2 separate regions of the Homo sapiens genome follow, and region 2 is linked to region 1. A link is a contact called in ENCODE Hi-C or POLR2A ChIA-PET data. All regions are on one chromosome and are shown on one strand. The core of a region is the stretch at or near the end of the contact, and the rest is flanking DNA. Distances in the headings are between cores, read along the strand shown.

Region 1 (4,473 bases), core at 312-2,811:
GGACCAAATAAAGATGTGCACTCCCTTTGATCCCTTGAGGAACTCTAGATGGCAAATGACATTGCAAAACTTTCCCACACTGAGAGGTACTGTGGGCGAGTGGTGTGGAGGCAACATTTTGGAGCCCTTTATCAACCAGTCATTGGCTACTGGCCACCTCTGGAGATAATGTGCAACCTCCCATGCCTTTCTGGGAAAGATGTTTCCAGCCACTGAGAGCAATTCTCCGGAGTAGTGGGCAGCTCTGAGCTGTTAGCAGACAACCCTTATAGCAGCTGGGGGCTGAGGGCATTGGTCTGGTGAAGGATATGGGCAGGGCAGTGTCTTCTATACTAAAGACAGCTGGATGCTTAATGAGGACAGAGGCTATAGCTCATGTGTTTTTATATTTCCTATTCATTCGTCATTCAATCATTCATTCAGCAATTATTTATTGTGTGCCACCTCTATTCCAGTCATTCTTTAGGCACACGGGCTACATCACTGGATGAAACAAAGATCACTTCCACATGGAACTCACATTTCAGTAGGTTCAGTAGGAGAGAAATCATAAGCAAATAGGTATATAAATAATTACATATCATACTATGTAATGATAAGTACTATGGTAAATGGATAAAAGGATTGTCTTTTCATCACTAAAAATGTGCACCATCTCAAGACTTGATTCCTAAACTCTGGTCTCCCTGTGGAGTGCTGTAGATGTTTGTCGTATAGAATAACATAGGCATGGATTTTTATTTTATTTTATTTTGTAGTGGAAGAAATCTTAGAGATTAAGTTCAAGGTTTGCTTGAATTTGCACTGATCTCAATATATTCTTTAATTTGTTTTTTGCCTATAGGTTTGATGGGGTCTAATTTTTCGATTTCTTTTTATTTCCTCCAAAATTGGAGTTTTGACACTTTTCAATTCATTATGCTTTCTGGCATTTTGAATTCATTCATTTATTCACTCATTTTGTAAAGAGAATTTAGTGTCTACTATATGCAAAACACCGATAAAGTTTGTAAAGGGTAAGACAAAAATCTCTGCCCTTAGGAGCTTATGATATACTAGGAAACGTAAGTTGGGTATACTAATAGCTCTACTATAAGGAAGAAAACACTGGAATCAAGAGACCTACATATGAAGCCCTATGGAATAGTGAGAGATTACTTGTGGCCAGCAAGGTTCAGAGAAGCCATATGGAGGAGATTTCCCCTGGGGCTCAAAGCCTGGCTGACATATAGATACTTGGACATGAAGGTAACAGGCCTTTGGAGCAGAGAGAACCTATAACCAAGAAATAGAGGCAACAAAAGGCTAAATGCATTTGCAAGATAATGAATAGCTCTGGCTGGGTCTCACTCCTGAGGCAAAATAGTGGGTTAAAAAGATAAATGTATGACTCAAAAGAGAAGAATTTGAACGTGTTCTAGTCAAAGATTTTTTTTTTTTTTTTGGTAGGAAGAAACAGAAACCCACTTGAGTTAACACATTTAAAAGGATTTAGTAAAATAAAATAGAGAGATTGCACAAAATTCAAGATGGGGAAAGTACAACTAGGCTCATTGAACCTTGTAGGAAATTAGGAAGTTTCAAAAGCTCTCTGTGTCTCCTGTGAGATGTTTTGTCTCTAGTTCTTGTCTTCACTTCTCCTTATTTGTCTGTTTCACCCTTCTCTTTCCCTTACTGGTTTCCTGTATTTACTTATTTTTCTGATACAGATACTCGTTTCTAATGTCTGGCGATGAGCAAAGGCAATAATTTCCAGGTCTTGTGGTACAAAGTTTCTGGGAGATACCTGAGCCAAGTCACCTGGCACTGGAAGGCAGGCATCGGGAACTTGCTGCCCACTCAGCAGATTCTGGGCTTGGTGCCTTTGGAGGGGAATTCTGGCAGGGCAGGCAGGACTGGGGACTTGTCATGCAGATGGCCTGGCTGAGTAGCTCCAGGGAAGTGGAGAGCCTAGGAAACTTTCTGAGTAGGAGTTTCCAGTTCACTTATTATTCGTAGTATTACTTTTTGCTATTTTTGCTTTGTTTCTCAGTTTTATGAACCGCTAGCAACATTGGTTCCCTCTAGAATTGTGTTAACTGTGCAAATGTGAACATCTGAAAACAATGAGTAGATGGCACCAAGGTCTCTCAGAGGCGCAATTACGTTAGATGCCCCTGATCTGGGAGTGTATATGACAGCCCCTCACTAGACTCACTACCTTCTGTTGAAAGTTCATGTCTTAAGAATTTATCTCCCTGTAAGATTGAGGGTTCTTTAAAGGCAGGGACCACATCTTAGCACCTAACATAGTGCCTGGCATGTAATAGAACCTCAATAAATGCTGGCTTCTGTTTTTTTCTGAGGACTGTATCTCTCCCAATGTACTTATACTGTATGTTAAATACATGAATCTGTACATACATTAGGAATGAAGTGCTGGTGCTCACACATGGATAAATTAGAAAATGATCAAACAATGATTCTCTGCTTGGGCTCTTTCCCTAAGAAAACAATGAGGAAAAAAATGAAAGAGGCTCTGAGAAGATTTTGGACATTGAAATCAGCAGCTTTGTATTTGAACTCCAACTTGCCATTTACTGGTCAGTTGGAAAGAGCTGGGTCAAGTTACTTAAAACATCTTAGATTCTGTTTTCTCATTTTTAAAGTGGGCATAATATGTATTATTATTTATGTACAGGCAAGTTTGTGTGAGATCAAGCACAGTGTCTAATAGGTAAGAGTTTCAATATTTATAGTTCTTGTCATTATCCTTGTTGGTCTCAGGATTTTGTGCCATTAAAAAAAAACAGTGATATAATTTTCTTATAAAACAAAATTCTGAGAAAGATGGGAGTGGGCTAGGCATTATAACATCATAATTAAGAGCAAATTTTGTTTCAAAATTGTGTCTCTAGCAAGTTAGGCCTCAATTTTCTTCTCTGTAAAATGGGGATAGTAACAACACCTGCCTTTATAAGCTTGGAGAGAATTTAACTAAAGAATGCCTGTATAGTACTTAGCAGCGTGGTGCCTGGTCCATAGAAAGTTCTCAATAAACAGTTATTATTAATAGTAGTCTCTCTCTTTCTCTCTCATATCCACACACCACTACCACTAAATCTATCAAATACCTTGTCTTTGCTTCAGCTGATTTTTATTCCATATGGACCAGTATGGTTCCACAGTGATTAATAAACAATACAGGGCAGGTGGAGAGAGAGACAGAAAGAGAGAAGTGTTTGTGTATGCATATAAGGGAGAAACATCTAAGGCTATTTCAAGATTCAAAATAACTGTTCCAGAGACCCTGGGCAAAAGCAGTGAAAAATCAAAGCAGCTAAATCCCCCCTCAATCCCAAACCAAGTGTTTACTCCTTAGCAAAACAAAGCTGCTGAAAGAGAATCAGCAGAACAAAAGCAGAGACTTGGAAAGTAACTTTGAGAGATATTGCAGAGAATTGTAAAGAAACTGTCCTTTCTAATCCCAGAGTTGCTGAAACTACAGAAAAGCTAGTAGAAATTAACCGTTTGTGTCACAGGCGGAGCACCATATGCTGCTCCCCTTCCCTGGAGAAAGAACAGCCAGCAATTGCTTCCCCATCCCCAGCAAGGCTGCTGAGCTCAGCCTGCACTCACTTGGGCTCTCTAATGAAATGCAATTGAACAAGCCAGGCCCCAGCATACTTAACCTTTGGACCACGGATGCCTACGTTTCTCTGGAGAAACAGCCAGTTGTGCTTGTCTTAGTGACTGTGATGCAACCACTGAAGGGAAAAGAAGGCTTATACCCACTACGATTTTGCAATGGCTCCAACAAAGAGCTTAAAGTATTTCAGATGCATTCAGAAATTAAACTCTGCTGGTCCTCCTGAGCCAGCATCTCTTCTGAATGCCAGAGGGACTGACAATGACAAAACCCAGACTCAACTGCTGATGCAGGCGTGGTGGTATTTGGGTTGTCTAGTCATGACAAGGCATAAACAAATCTCTTTGCCACTGTTTGCATGTGAAAAAATGGCATCTCATCAGACCACTTTCTACCCAGCTCCATTGGCAAGCTACCTCAATACCAACCCCCCGACCCCCGGAGTGGATCTTTGGGAAACTGGCCTTGAATATAGAACATGGAATTTTTTAAGAGAATAAATGTGCTCATTCTCTCTCTGGTTATACAAATATTTCTAGTCAAAGGTTGACTGACAGTAAGGGATTCAGGACAGTTGGACAAGAGGTTGGCTCCTGCTGACATCAATGAAAAGGGGCAGATCTCAGAGATGGGGTCTGACTTCGAAGGAAATGAAAAATGAGAGCTTGCTACAAAGACAGAATTTTTGTTTTAAGTAAGGTGCTTATAATACTTGCCTCTGGTGTGTACAGTGGGCCCCCACTTATCTGTGGGGGATAAATGTGTGGATGCTTCAAACTGCAGATGGTACTGAATCCTATATATATACTGTGTCAGTCACTCTGATAACTGAGATAGCTACTAAG
Region 2 (4,214 bases), core at 757-3,256, 57 kb after region 1:
GCTCTGTCGCCCAGGCTGGAGTGTAGTGGCACAATCTTGGCTCTCTGCAACCTCTGCCTCCTAGGTTCAAGTGATTCTCCTCCCTCAGCCTCCCGAGTAGCTGGGACTAGAGGTGCATGCCACCACGCCTGGCTAATTTTTGTATTTTTAGTAGAGACAGAATTTCACCATGTTGGCCAGGCTGGTCTCAAATTCCTGGCCTCAAGTAATTTGCCCACCTGGGCCTCCTGAAGTGCTGTGATTACAGGTGTGAGCCACCACGCCCTGCCAGTGAAGACTTCTTGAGAGGAATGGACATCCTTTCTACTTCCCAGGGCGTCCCCTGAGACCCAGAGGCCCATGTTTTAAGGAAATAAAGACATAAGTCTGGTGGACTCTATTGAAGATTCACCCATCCATCTATCTGTAAGCAGACAGGGAGGATCTCCAGGGACTATAGGAATTTAATCAACTTGAGCAATCAGCCTGTTTTACAGCATCTTGTCTTGAAGCCTGTTTTGTCCCAAACCCTATGTGGAATGTGGTCACCCAGTTGGTTGACACCAGCTCCTGACAGACCCTGGCAAATTATAAATGAACCTGAGTGAACTTTCCTCATTACTATGCTAGAGTCCACCCCCCCACCAACCCCCTCAGGGGAGCTATAGCCTCATTACCATAACATGTGACCTATGTGCTGGTGTGATGACTCATTGCATCTGCACCACTGGTGGGACCCTTCCTCTACATGCGCTGACACTTCCTCTCTACTCTCCATTGCCCCGTAAAACCCTCCTGTCACTTTCCCTCAGGGAGACACTGCCTTGGAGAACACACCAGTGCTCTTCTTTTTTGTGACAAATAATAAAATGCTTATTGAGAAAAAACCTGTGTTCTCGTGGAGAGTTGTTACTTGCCAGGCAAATGAACCCCATTTTTTTCAGGTAATATAGTCAATCATGAATTTAGCAGTACCAGACCATAAACAAACTCTAACTACACCAACATCATTAATTCAAATTAGCTTTGGGGGAATGCTTGCGAAGAAAAGCATTTTCATGAATTTCCAATATGTAGGGTGATGAAAATGAAGCTAGAAGCACGTTACCAACTAGAGGTTCTTTGAGGGTCAGCTTTTAAGGAAAGATGACAATAATTTGTAAGTAGTATAAAAATGTTTACATGTAAATGGATGCTGCTATGGTTCTTACAATATGTTTCTTCAAGTAAGGTAAAAAATTTGGGCTGAGATTTTGTTTATTGTCCTCATTTACTTAGCAAACTTTTCTTCACAGATAGCATGAAGGTAACCTTCATCTCAGACAATGTCTGAAATCGCATATATTTTAAAATAATAGATTTCCTTTTCATAAGAATTGTTTCTATTAACCCTAGCCCAATAAGAAGAAAGGTATAGCAGTAGGAAGAAAAAAAAAATAATGCTTATTCTGGTATACGTAAAAATCATAATCTAAGTTGTCTGATGTTTCAAATTCTTTCAATTTGTCTTTACCACAGTGGATAAGTCAAAGTTAAGATCTAGAAGTCACTAGAATAAAATTATAAAGTTGAAAACATGACAGTACAGTTGCAAGGCTTCACTCCAGAAGCTTCATTTGAGTTACCGAGGGCAGTGGTGGTGGGAATCGTGTTCAGAAGGACATCCTTAAAGTTTCAGATCTTGCTGAAATAAAAATACCAGGCAGAGCTGGTTAACGGGTTAGCGTTCATCCCAGTGGCTCAAGTTCACCCTGATGATTAATTACAGTCTTGTTCGCCTGGTGTTAATAAGGCTTCCAAGAAGCCAGGCCCCTCCTCCCCACCAACCTCTGAAATTATTCTTCATTTTCAAGCACTGTGATAATCAACCAGAAAAAAATAATAGCGGCTCTGGAGACCTGCCCCAACCGGCTCTCTTGCTTGTTCTCTTTGAATCTTTTCTCTGGCCTCTTTACCTCACATGCTTCCCCTATGTGCAGTTTCTCTTTAGGCTGTAGAACACACACACACACACACACAAACACACACACACACACACACACACACACACACTCTCTCACGTAAACCCCTTCTTAGACTCCCTGAGAGCTTAGCAGAAAACAAGTCCTTGCTTGTGGGGAGCTTAGGAAGGCCAGCCCAGGAAAGCAAGGCTCCGGTGGCTGCTCGCCACGGGCTTTCTCTTTCGTATCCTGCCAGATGGTTTCCAACCCCCTTTCAGTTCCAGAACGGCCTAAAGCCCAGGGCGGGCAGGCTGCCTCCCCGGAGTGACATCTGTGTTTCTAGGAAGGCAGTCTTCTGGTTCTCTAAGACACTCTCTACTCTTCCTGCTTTGGCCTAAAAGCCTGCACTGGGGGAACCTTGCCTTTAGCTGAGGTGATAATCCTCTTTAAAATGCAAATCCCCCTGGGAGAGGGGACAAGTTGTAGCTCATACATCCTTTGCACTAGACAGGGAGCGAATTTCTGTAACCTGGGAGAGTACCAATTCACTTGGATCCTGTGGGCCCATAATATGGAGGGACTAAACTCTTAGCACAGGGTTGATAGGAATTCCAGTGATGATTGATGAAATGAATTGAGGTGCCCTGGAGAGAGGCCATGCAGGGTAGATCTGAGACTGTTCTAATACTCCTATGGTGGCTCTGGTCTGCCTAACTATTGTAGTATAGTAGCTGTTTTTACTAGACTGTCTTCCTACAGAATAGTAGGCAGAGATTGTGTTTGTCATGACTGTATTCTCAGTGCTGAGCGTGGTGTGTCTCAAACACAGTAGGCCCTTAAAGACTGTTTGAAGAACAAATGAAGGAATGAATGGTATGTCGGGTGAAGCCTCCTTCATCAAGAACAAATTCTAACAACTTCTCAGCATGTTTATCAAACCTGGCCACTCTGGAACAGTGACATTGGCTGTCACCTATGTCCAAACTTGCAGGGATTTCTGAATCTGCCTTTGCACAATAGGCACTGGGGCTCTTCACATCCCTCTGGGGGCTGTGCCAGGGCAGCTGCTTTCCCACCCAGCTCACTCCCCAGTTGAGTCTCTGCTTTTTTTTTTTTTTCCAAACCTTTCCACCTGGCTCAGAGCCAAGGAGGCCTCTAAGTCACACTCAGAATTTCCATGACAGTAAATAGACTAAACGAAGGCCTTTCCAGCCCCTGAAAGAGGCCTCTTCCAATTCCGCCCTGTCTGGCAGCATTTTTGTTCCCCCCATTTTGATACAGGCCTGTGGAAGGTCAATGACTCCTTTAAAAATAAGGAAAACATGGACAAGCGCCCAGTTCCTAACCTGCTGACAGTGCAGTTCTCTGCAGCCAGCCCACAGTTCTCTGCTGAAGCCTTCACAGTGATTTTTCACAAAGGTCTGCAATCTATTATGCTACAGTTGACTGCCACATTCAAATGTAAAAACAGATCCTTGGATCAACACCCTATAAAAAGCCAAGAAAAATGTGGTAGTGTTCTTTTCTGGCCGGAGCCAAGAACTTTCTGAGGGAGGAATCCTTTGCAAGCCAGCAGCTCTGTACCTGTGTGGTTTCACTGTAACTTGATCAATTCAGAATCCCGGCAAACTGTAGAGGTTGCAGGCATTAGCCCACCCATTGGGTTGAAAAGGATCTAAAGATGCTGAAGGGACTAATCACTAAATTATTTTCACCAACTCAGAGCTCTTGGAAAGATCCCTCGAGGTCTTTAATTTTATCCAGCTTCCTCGCTGTTTTCAGTCTGGCCTAAGTCATTCTGGAAGATGGCACTTTAAAACCTCTGCTCAAAACATGCTCCCTAGCTAAAATACAGCCACTTTCTTAAAATAAAACAACATGCCTGCAGCCCAGAGATCCTGGCTGAGCCCAAACAAAAACAAAGTTTCCTGCCTGGGAAGGAATGTCCAAGGGACATTGCTTACCACTGGCGCATAAAATCCACACAGGAAAAATGTTAGTTAAGAAAGATCAATTGGAATGTTTGAAGGTGTGGAAAAAAGATACCCATATTCTCCTTCCTGTCAGCTTGTCACCTTTCTCCTGTTGTCCCCTATCCCCTAAGCGTGTCTTAAGGCAGTGAGGAGTGCAGTGTCAGGAGTAGTTGGATAACTAGTTTCAAACTGTTTTGCTGGACTGTAACTACTGGTGGTATGCCACACTGACATTAGCCCCACAAACTCATCCCCTCCCCACAGGACTGCCAAATTGCTGCTCATATTCTGTCTGCTTCATTTGTTCACCTATTGGCAATTA

What was found. A loop is a pair of places that touch in the nucleus more often than their neighbours do. ChIA-PET counts read pairs that join two places held with the same protein, here RNA polymerase II (POLR2A). Pooled maps may share reads with other maps.
Region 2: a map of Caco-2 shows a loop between it and region 1 (2.1-fold over the local background). The contact joins two enhancer-like sites. A Hi-C loop is called at or near these places in 3 of 168 maps with a recorded cell type or tissue (B cell, Caco-2 and sigmoid colon), 14 of 37 single-sample maps with no recorded cell type and 11 of 50 pooled maps. POLR2A ChIA-PET finds 5 or more read pairs at or near these places in 7 of 52 experiments (MCF 10A, OCI-LY7, activated B cell and 3 more).

Annotation. Positions count from the first base shown.
Region 1 is chr11:95,278,795-95,283,267 of GRCh38, forward strand. No RefSeq gene overlaps it. Among named protein-coding and RNA genes, the nearest start is that of SESN3, 50 kb to the left of the region's middle. RefSeq lists a silencer at 1,731-2,025. Within about 2 kb of position 1,562, at least 8 of the 41 ENCODE cell types and tissues checked have a DNase peak (open chromatin) inside an H3K27ac peak, as active enhancers do; they include B cell, where a contact is called at or near this core.
Region 2 is chr11:95,335,510-95,339,723 of GRCh38, forward strand. No RefSeq gene overlaps it. Among named protein-coding and RNA genes, the nearest start is that of SESN3, 110 kb to the left of the region's middle. RefSeq lists enhancers at 1,093-4,214, 2,254-2,981. Within about 2 kb of position 2,007, at least 31 of the 41 ENCODE cell types and tissues checked have a DNase peak (open chromatin) inside an H3K27ac peak, as active enhancers do; they include B cell, where a contact is called at or near this core.